3 separate regions of the Homo sapiens genome follow, and all the other regions are linked to region 3. The links are chromatin loops, found by intact Hi-C in ENCODE. Cell type or tissue: mammary epithelial cell. All regions are shown on one strand.

Region 1 (2,500 bases), 190 kb before region 3:
ACTTTTGGAGTCTTTTTCAAAGCGTGGGTAACCTCCAGGTGCCTCCTAGGATGTGTGGTATGTGGCTGTGTGGCAAACGCGGCCTGGGAACAAGTGTTACTCTGTGAGGAGCAGTTCAGTGGGAGAAGGCCATTTCCCTGCAGGAGTCATACAGAAAGCTACGCTGAAAGTCAAATGAGGGAGCTGGCCTTGGTCCACATACTCAGCGAGCATGCAGGAGAGGTGTTCGCAGGCGCACTGAGTGGCTGGCTTTGGTGTTAGAGTGAGTGACATCGCGATCTGACTGAGGTGCTCCCTCACTCCTGCCACAGGAAAATCCATGAATAACGTTGAGAAGCCCCTGGAGTTTCGAGAGGCTACTAGAAGCCATGGTCCTTGGAACAACGTGGCCACTGTGAGCCGAAGGAAACCGGGTGACTCGGGGTACCGGCTACAGAGGGCTCTCCCCTCTTCAGGAATTCCCAGGCAGGGCTGTTGAGCCTCGGGATGCAGTGTCCTTGAGTCTCGAGGTGTCGAGGAGAGGCTGGAGGAGGACGTGGGTTCTGCGTTCCTGGTTGGTGCGCTGTCACCCCTCTTCACGGAATCCACCCAGACTGGTCCTCAGCCTTGTGGTAGCACAAATGAATGCAGTAAAAATGCTTGTTGGCCTCAACTGTGACTTGTACCAGCGTTCACAGAATACTGCACTGAACCTCAAATCTTGTTATTATAAAATTCTAAGAATGTCAGAAATCAGAAGAGTTTTAGAAATCAAGTGTTTATTCCACTAAAGGACCTTTTTTTGATTTAAAAAAGTTCTCAGCCGGGTGCAGTGGCTCACACCTATCATCCTAGCACTTGGGGAGGTGGAGGCAGGAAGATTGCTTAGTCTAGGAGTTCAAGACCAGCCTGGGCAATGTAGTGAGACCCCCATGTCTACAATCAATCAGTCAACACAAAAATACATAAATAAATAAGGTTCTCATATTGGCTGGGCACGGTGGCTCACACCTGTAACCCCAGCACTTTGAGAGGTTGAGGCAGAGGGGTTGCTTGAGGTTAGGAGTTTGAGATCATCCTGGGCAATGTAGTGAGACCCCATCTCTACAAAAAAAAAAAAAAAAAAAAATTAACCAGGCACATGGATGTGCACCTGTAGTTCCAGCTACTCAGGAGGCTGAGGCGACAGGATCGCTTGAACCCAGGAGTTCAAGACTTAAATGAGCTATGCTCAACACTGCACTCTAGCCTGGAGTTTCTTAAAAAAGAAAACTTAAAAAAAAGAGAACTTAAAAAGCATAACTGTTCTCATATTTACTTAGACATTCACTTATTCCTAGGAGTTATATTAGCATGATGTAGAAGAAGAGACATTAGTTTGAGAGCCTGGGAACCTGAGTTCTTAGCCTGACTCCAACTGGGTATGTAGCATTGTAAATTGACTTAGTGTCTCTGGGGCCTCAGTTTTCCCATCTATAAAATGGGAAGACCAATTGGCTGATCGCTGAAGCCTTCTCTGGTCTGTGAAATGGTAACACCAATAATGATGCTGAAGTATTTTGGGAACTGTGGGGGTGGAAGGCTATTAGCCCAACTTGCTTTTAAGCTTAGCAGAAGAACAAATGGCTCCAAGGAATCTATTAAACCTTTTGCATAATTAAGTATATCCTGTAATCAGTGCTAACAAGAAAGAGCTAATCTTTCATTAAATTAGTTTTTAATTTAATTCTATGCTAATTTAATTTTGCATCACTTAAAATGTATGTTTTTAAATGGATGTTTACACGCTGTTGCAGGCGGCTGTGAAATTAATTCATTCTTCGCTTAACCTGCCAACCTGAGCGCCCGGTATTCCAGTTCCTTGGCAATTGTTGCCAACGCCACAATTCTCTTAAAGCATTTCTTAGATTCCCTGGTGATTTGGTTGAATGCTTAAAAAAAAAAAAAAAAAAAAAAAAAAAAAAAAAAAGGCAACACAACAAACAGCTTGCTTAATGAAGGGCTAGATTAGTAAGGTGTATGTGCAGTTAGAATTGGGTGCTGATATGGAAATAAAACATCTTGTTAAGTTACCCTGTTAAAAGTCCTACTTTCCTCTAGCACATCGTGGTTTGTTAGTGGATTTCCTGTATCTACCTGTAACTCCAAGAACTGAGCATGCGTCATGAGAGGACTTGGACTGAGAAGTTTTGCACCTGCCTAGTGGTTACCTGGTGTCCAAAAATAAGGAGTTAAGCCGTCTCTACTAGTTGTCAAGAAAAACCTCTATTTGTTTGCAGCAAACGTGGCTGCCATCGGCACCTGCCCTGGTTTTCCAGACTGGGTGGATGGATGCTGGTGGCCGCAGCTGTTAAAGTGATCACAGCCTCAGCTCCTTCCTTTGCTGGTACAGACAGCCACCTGTGGCCCTTTTGTGGCTTTCCACTTCCAGAAGAAGGCTGAGGAATCTGGGGCCCCTCTTTCTGCAGAGAGCAACTCAGGCCATCCTTCGTCTGTGCTGGCGTCAGTCCCAGCTTCCTGC
Region 2 (2,500 bases), 97 kb before region 3:
GCCTGAGGATAACATAGGGCAGTAGCTGAAAAATAAAACTTAAACCTGGCCACCAGGTTTCTGGAAGAGTGTTGACCATGCCCCCCCGTCTCCTCTTCTGGAGCTCCCTCACCTATCTCCAGCTTCCAGGGTCCCTGAGTCCCACCCCCAATTTTTCCATGCCCTGCGTGGAGGACTCCCACCCACGCCTCTCCCCACCCCCAGGTAGGGAAGGCAGCTTTTAATAGAGGTACATGAACCACTTAAAAACCTCAGCCTAACACAAAAGCCCACACATTGCACAATCCCGTGCATATGAAATCTCCAGAACAGGCCAATCCATAGAGACAGAAAGTGGATTTGTGGCTGCCTAGGTCAGTGGAGGGGAGGAGGGTGGGATGACAATGGGTATGGGGGTTCTTTTTGAGGTGAAGAAAATGTTCTACAATTAGATAGTGATAACGGTTGCAGAATTCTGTGAATACACTAAAAACTACTGAATTTAAAGTGTACTGAATTGTACACTTCAAATGGGTACATCTTAGGGCATGTGAATTATATTTCTATGAAGCTGTTATTTATTTATTTTACTTTTTTTTGAGACAAGATCTTGTTCTGTCACCCAGGATGGAGTGCAGTGGCACAAACAGAGCTCACTGCAGCCTTGACCTCCTGGACTTGACTGATCCTCCCACCTCAGCCTCCCAAATAGCTGGGACCACAGGCGTGCACAACCACGCCCAACTAATTTTTTTATTTTTATTTTTAGTAGAAACGGAGTTTCACCAGGTTACCCAGACGCCTTGAACTCCTGAGCTCAAGCAATCTGCCTGCCGTGGCCTCCCCAAATGCTGAGATTACAGGAGTGAGCCACCATGCCTGGCCAAAGCTGTTATTTTTTAAAAATCTCTGTGTGTCTAAGAAGACACAGGGCCTCCCTGAGAACAGGGAGCGTGTGTTTGCTTTAAGTCTACAATCACAAAGAAAGTCACCAGAGTTGTTTCTGCCAGAACCAGAGAGATTTTGCCTCGAGGACAACTCAGTGCAATGGGCCTGCAGCCTCCAGCAACAGGAGTGGCTGCTTTGGCCAGGTGGCAGAACAGCCCTCCTAGACAAAGCAGAGACGTCTGTAACAAAGACCAGCACCCAGTGGGCATCCAATCTGTATCTGATGAAAGAAGGAATGAGGAAATAAATGAACGGCTGATTGTAATCACTTTCCAGGATAGTGAGAATGCCTGGGACAGAACCCTGGTTCCATCTCCCACTTAGAGGAGCCCTTTTCATTAACAGCTCCACTTAACTTCTATTTGCCATGCAAATCAACTGGCCCAGGTGAGTGGTGCCTGCACTGACTCCTGAAATCCCAAGGGCCTCCGCGGCTCCCCGAGGCTCAATCAGGGCACGAAGACACATGTGCAGACACTTTGCCTTTGCTAATCCTGCGGGCCTTTCACAGAGAGCAGGAAATCAATGACTCAAATATTCCTTTTGCCTCAGGCAACTGCTTAAATGAGACTTTACCCTCTGCTGCCAAGGAAGTTGGGTGGCAGGGGAGTTCCTTCAGACTCCCCCCCAGTTGATCCTGGATAGAACTGGCCTAGGTTTATATGCCATTGTTTGTTTTACTAACGGTAAACCACTGCGAGTCCGGCCACTGAAAATCAGCTGACAGCAGGAGCAAAGATTCGCTCGGCTCACTGGGGAGCACGGAATGTCTGCCATCTCTGAGATGTTTCCAGAATAGAGGGAGCCTTGTGCAAGCCGCAGAATGGCTTGGCCTCCCCAGTGGTTTGCTGTTGGGTCCGAGGATCCGGAGCTGCCCTGCAGGCAGCCAACGCCTGGGCCAAGCACCAGTACCCTGGGGCCCCCAAGTGAGGGCTGTCTGTGGGGAGCTTGTCTCCTCTGGTTTGTCCACAACCCAGTGACCCCAGGGTAGGGGTGGGAGTGGGGGGCAATGCCCAGGAACAACTTGGCACATGGGGAGGTGAGAGGGAGGGCTGGTTTTGGAAGCCGCTTTAGAATCTTGGCTTAGAAATGCAGAATGCATGACCCTGGGGAAGTGTCCTGCCCTGTCAGGGGCTCGCAGGCCTCATCTGTGTGCTGGCCCCTTAAGGGTCATGAGTAGGTGACATACAGATAGGGGGCACCTGCACTGTGCATGGTGGGTGCTGTAAATCAAAAATAACATCCTAAGCCCTCCAACTGACTGAGGGGACCCCCGAGAAACCTGAGAAACTGAATTCCCAGCCATGGCTGGAAAAGAGGTCTGACACACCTTGTTATACCCCCTACCTTTTGGAATTCAGGTGTAACTGACCAGCATTCACATTAAAACAGAGATTGTAATGTTACCAGACAGGGGTCCTCATCCAGACTCCAAGAGGGTGTTCTTGGACATCACGCAAAAAATAATTCGGGGCAAGTGCATAAAGTGAAAGCAAGTTTAAGAAAGTAAAGGAAGGCCGGGCGTAGTGGCTCACACCTGTAACCCCAGTACTTTGGGAGGCCAACGTGGGAG
Region 3 (2,500 bases):
AAAGGAAACATTTTGATCAAGAGGCAAATAAATTATGAGTAGATTTATCAAGAGCTTAACAGCTTGCTGCACTTTAGTATTTATTGAGGCTTTTTCTGCTTGGGCCAAATGAAGGATGACTCAGAATTCCAGAGTTGAGTCACTTCAGCAAAGTACTTTCACCATTAGAATGATGTTTACTCGTGAAAGATAAAATGACGCTGGGGCTGTGTCTTCAAAAATCTTACATGCTAAGAAGAGGAGAGAGAAAGAAATAGATGTAACCTGTATTTTAAAAAGCAATTAAGCTCTTGTTCTATCTATCCATTTATCTATCTATCTAGTATCACTCTGTTGCCCTGGCTGGAGTGCAATGACATGGTCACTGCAGCCTCAAACTCCTGGGCTCAAGCAATCCTCCCACCTCAGCCTCCTGAGTAGCTAGGACTACAGGCATGAGCCACCATGTATGGCTACTCTTTCTTTCTTTCTTTTTTTTTTTTTCATTTTTGTAGCAGCAGGATCTCACTATGTTGCTCAGTGGTATTGAATTCCTGGCCTCAAGCGATTCTCCTGCCTCAGCCTCCTAAAGCACTGGGATTACAGGCGTGAGCCACTGCACCCAACCTCAACTTCTATTTTAGTTCTGTCTCTTTAAATATTCCATTCACTAATCCAGCTGACTCAGAGCAGTCCTATAAACTATCTGGTGTGATATGAAAATTAAAAAACAGAAAAAAGGAGAAGGGACATTTTACTCCATCCCGAGAGACAAGGGAAAAAAAGGCAGACTGGAGGAATATAAACTTGGCATTTAAATTACCTGTAATGAAGACATTCTGATTTGGACTCACCCTTATAATTCCTTTTGATGAGTCAGTTTAATGAAATCAGACTTTTGTACTGAGAACTCATTTGTACATGTTAGCAGAGAGTAACATGTTAGCAGAGGGTGACACAGATTTTTCTTCTATATTTGATAGAGGAAATGAACAGGTACAATTAAACTTTTGATTAATTCTAAACATTTCAGAAGGATTATTCTGCTAGCTGGGAACAAACTACAATTTTTGATGCTAGTTCAGGCAGTGTGAAGTATGAACATATTGTTTAGACGTGAAGCGCTGACAAGAGAAACATGTGGCTTACTACAAAGGCTACCTTAAGTTTTCATGTGTGCCTAAATAATAAAGTTTCCCCTGTTTTAATGAACAGATTCTATTTTTGCAACTTTAGACTCTAATCTTGATCTTTGTCCAACCCTGCCTCTGCAGAGCACAGGACGCGAGGCCAACCGTGCTGTACTGCCATCTGCTGGGAAGTTAGCCCTCAAGAGCTGAAAGGAGGAGGGCAAAGGTGATCTGGCTCACACCTGCGTAACTGCCCCCGGTATGATAAATGTGTTACTCAAAAATTCTTTTTTTTTTTTTTTTGAGCCAGAGTCTTGCTCTGTTGCCCAGGATGGAGTGCGGTGGCGTGATCTTGGCTCACTGCAACCTCTGCCTCCTGGGTTCAAGCGATTCTCCTGTCTCAGCCTCCCAAGTAGCTGGGATTACAGGTGTGTGCCACCATGCCCAGCTAATTTTTGTATTTTTAGTAGAGATGGGGTTTCACCATGTTGGCCAGGCTGGTCTTGAACTCATGGCCTCAAGTGATCTGCCTGCCTTTGCCCCCCAAAGTGTTGGGATTACTGGCTTGAACCACCATGCCCAGCAGTTACTCAAAATAGAGCTAAATGTAACCAAAACCTCAACAGCCTAGTGTAAGAGCAGAAATTGAGAGGAGGGACTAAAGGGATGCTCTTCCACTTCTGTGAATAGCATGTTCACCCAGTAACTTCCAGGGCTAATGTTTCAGGCCAAAAGAAAAGGCCCCTTCCATGGAGGGGAGTAAAAGAGCACACAGATCCTGGGATACAGAGAGTAAAAACAGGCAATATGTTCATTACTTAGCTCCATCTCCCAGGGCTCTGGATATGACTGAGTTCATGGCAGTCATTTTCCTTTTCAGGATACTCAGTCCAAAATAACCTAGCAACAAGTCCTACTGAGGTCTCAGGGTTCTAAATGGGTTATTATAACTCCTCAAAAGTCATGCTGCCAAAGGGCTAGGGGTGGTGGCTCATGCCTGTAATCCCAGCACTTGGGGAGGCCGAGGAGGGCAGATCACTTGAGGTCAGGTGTTCAAGACCAGCCTGGACAACATGGCGAAACCCCGTCTCTACTAAAAATATCAAAAATTAGCCAGGTGTGGTGGCGCACACCTGTAATCTCAGCTACTCGGGAGGCTGAGGCAGGAGAATCGCTTAGAACCGGGAGGCGGAGATTGCAGTGAACTGAGATCACGCCACCGCACTCCAGCCTGGGCGACAGGGTGAGGCGGTCTCAAAAACAAAACAAAAAAAAGAAGTCATGCTGCCAAAATTAACAATAAATAGCTGACATTCCTCTGGGTTAGCTAACTGAACTGTGAGGGCTACTCACACTGCCAGGTGCTGTTCTAAGGGCTCTGCATGTACTGA

The links. Peaks named below come from ENCODE experiments on the same cell type or tissue, not always from the same donor. Only the 100,000 strongest peaks of a DNase experiment are listed, where the experiment ranks them.
Region 1: it touches region 3 in a loop (6-fold over the local background); 2 of 110 quality-filtered maps call a loop at or near these places.
Region 2: it touches region 3 in a loop (2.2-fold over the local background); 4 of 110 quality-filtered maps call a loop at or near these places.

What each region holds. Positions count from the first base shown.
Region 1 is chr18:23,189,994-23,192,493 of GRCh38, forward strand. The region is part of intron 2 of CABLES1 (Cdk5 and Abl enzyme substrate 1); the gene reads left to right. Among named protein-coding and RNA genes, the nearest start is that of CABLES1, 56 kb to the left of the region's middle. In mammary epithelial cell, no CTCF peak of the experiment used is centred here; no DNase peak of the experiment used is centred here.
Region 2 is chr18:23,280,763-23,283,262 of GRCh38, forward strand. It overlaps a transcript of SLC35D4 not described here. Among named protein-coding and RNA genes, the nearest start is that of CABLES1, 150 kb to the left of the region's middle. RefSeq lists an enhancer at 1,952-2,500. In mammary epithelial cell, no CTCF peak of the experiment used is centred here; a DNase peak (open chromatin) is centred at 1,469; H3K27ac peaks cover 860 bases.
Region 3 is chr18:23,377,730-23,380,229 of GRCh38, forward strand. The region is part of intron 5 of SLC35D4 (solute carrier family 35 member D4); the gene reads right to left. Among named protein-coding and RNA genes, the nearest start is that of SLC35D4, 59 kb to the right of the region's middle. RefSeq lists an enhancer at 425-554. In mammary epithelial cell, a CTCF peak has its summit at 1,291 (motif pointing left); DNase peaks (open chromatin) are centred at 152, 852 and 1,292; H3K27ac peaks cover 1,295 bases.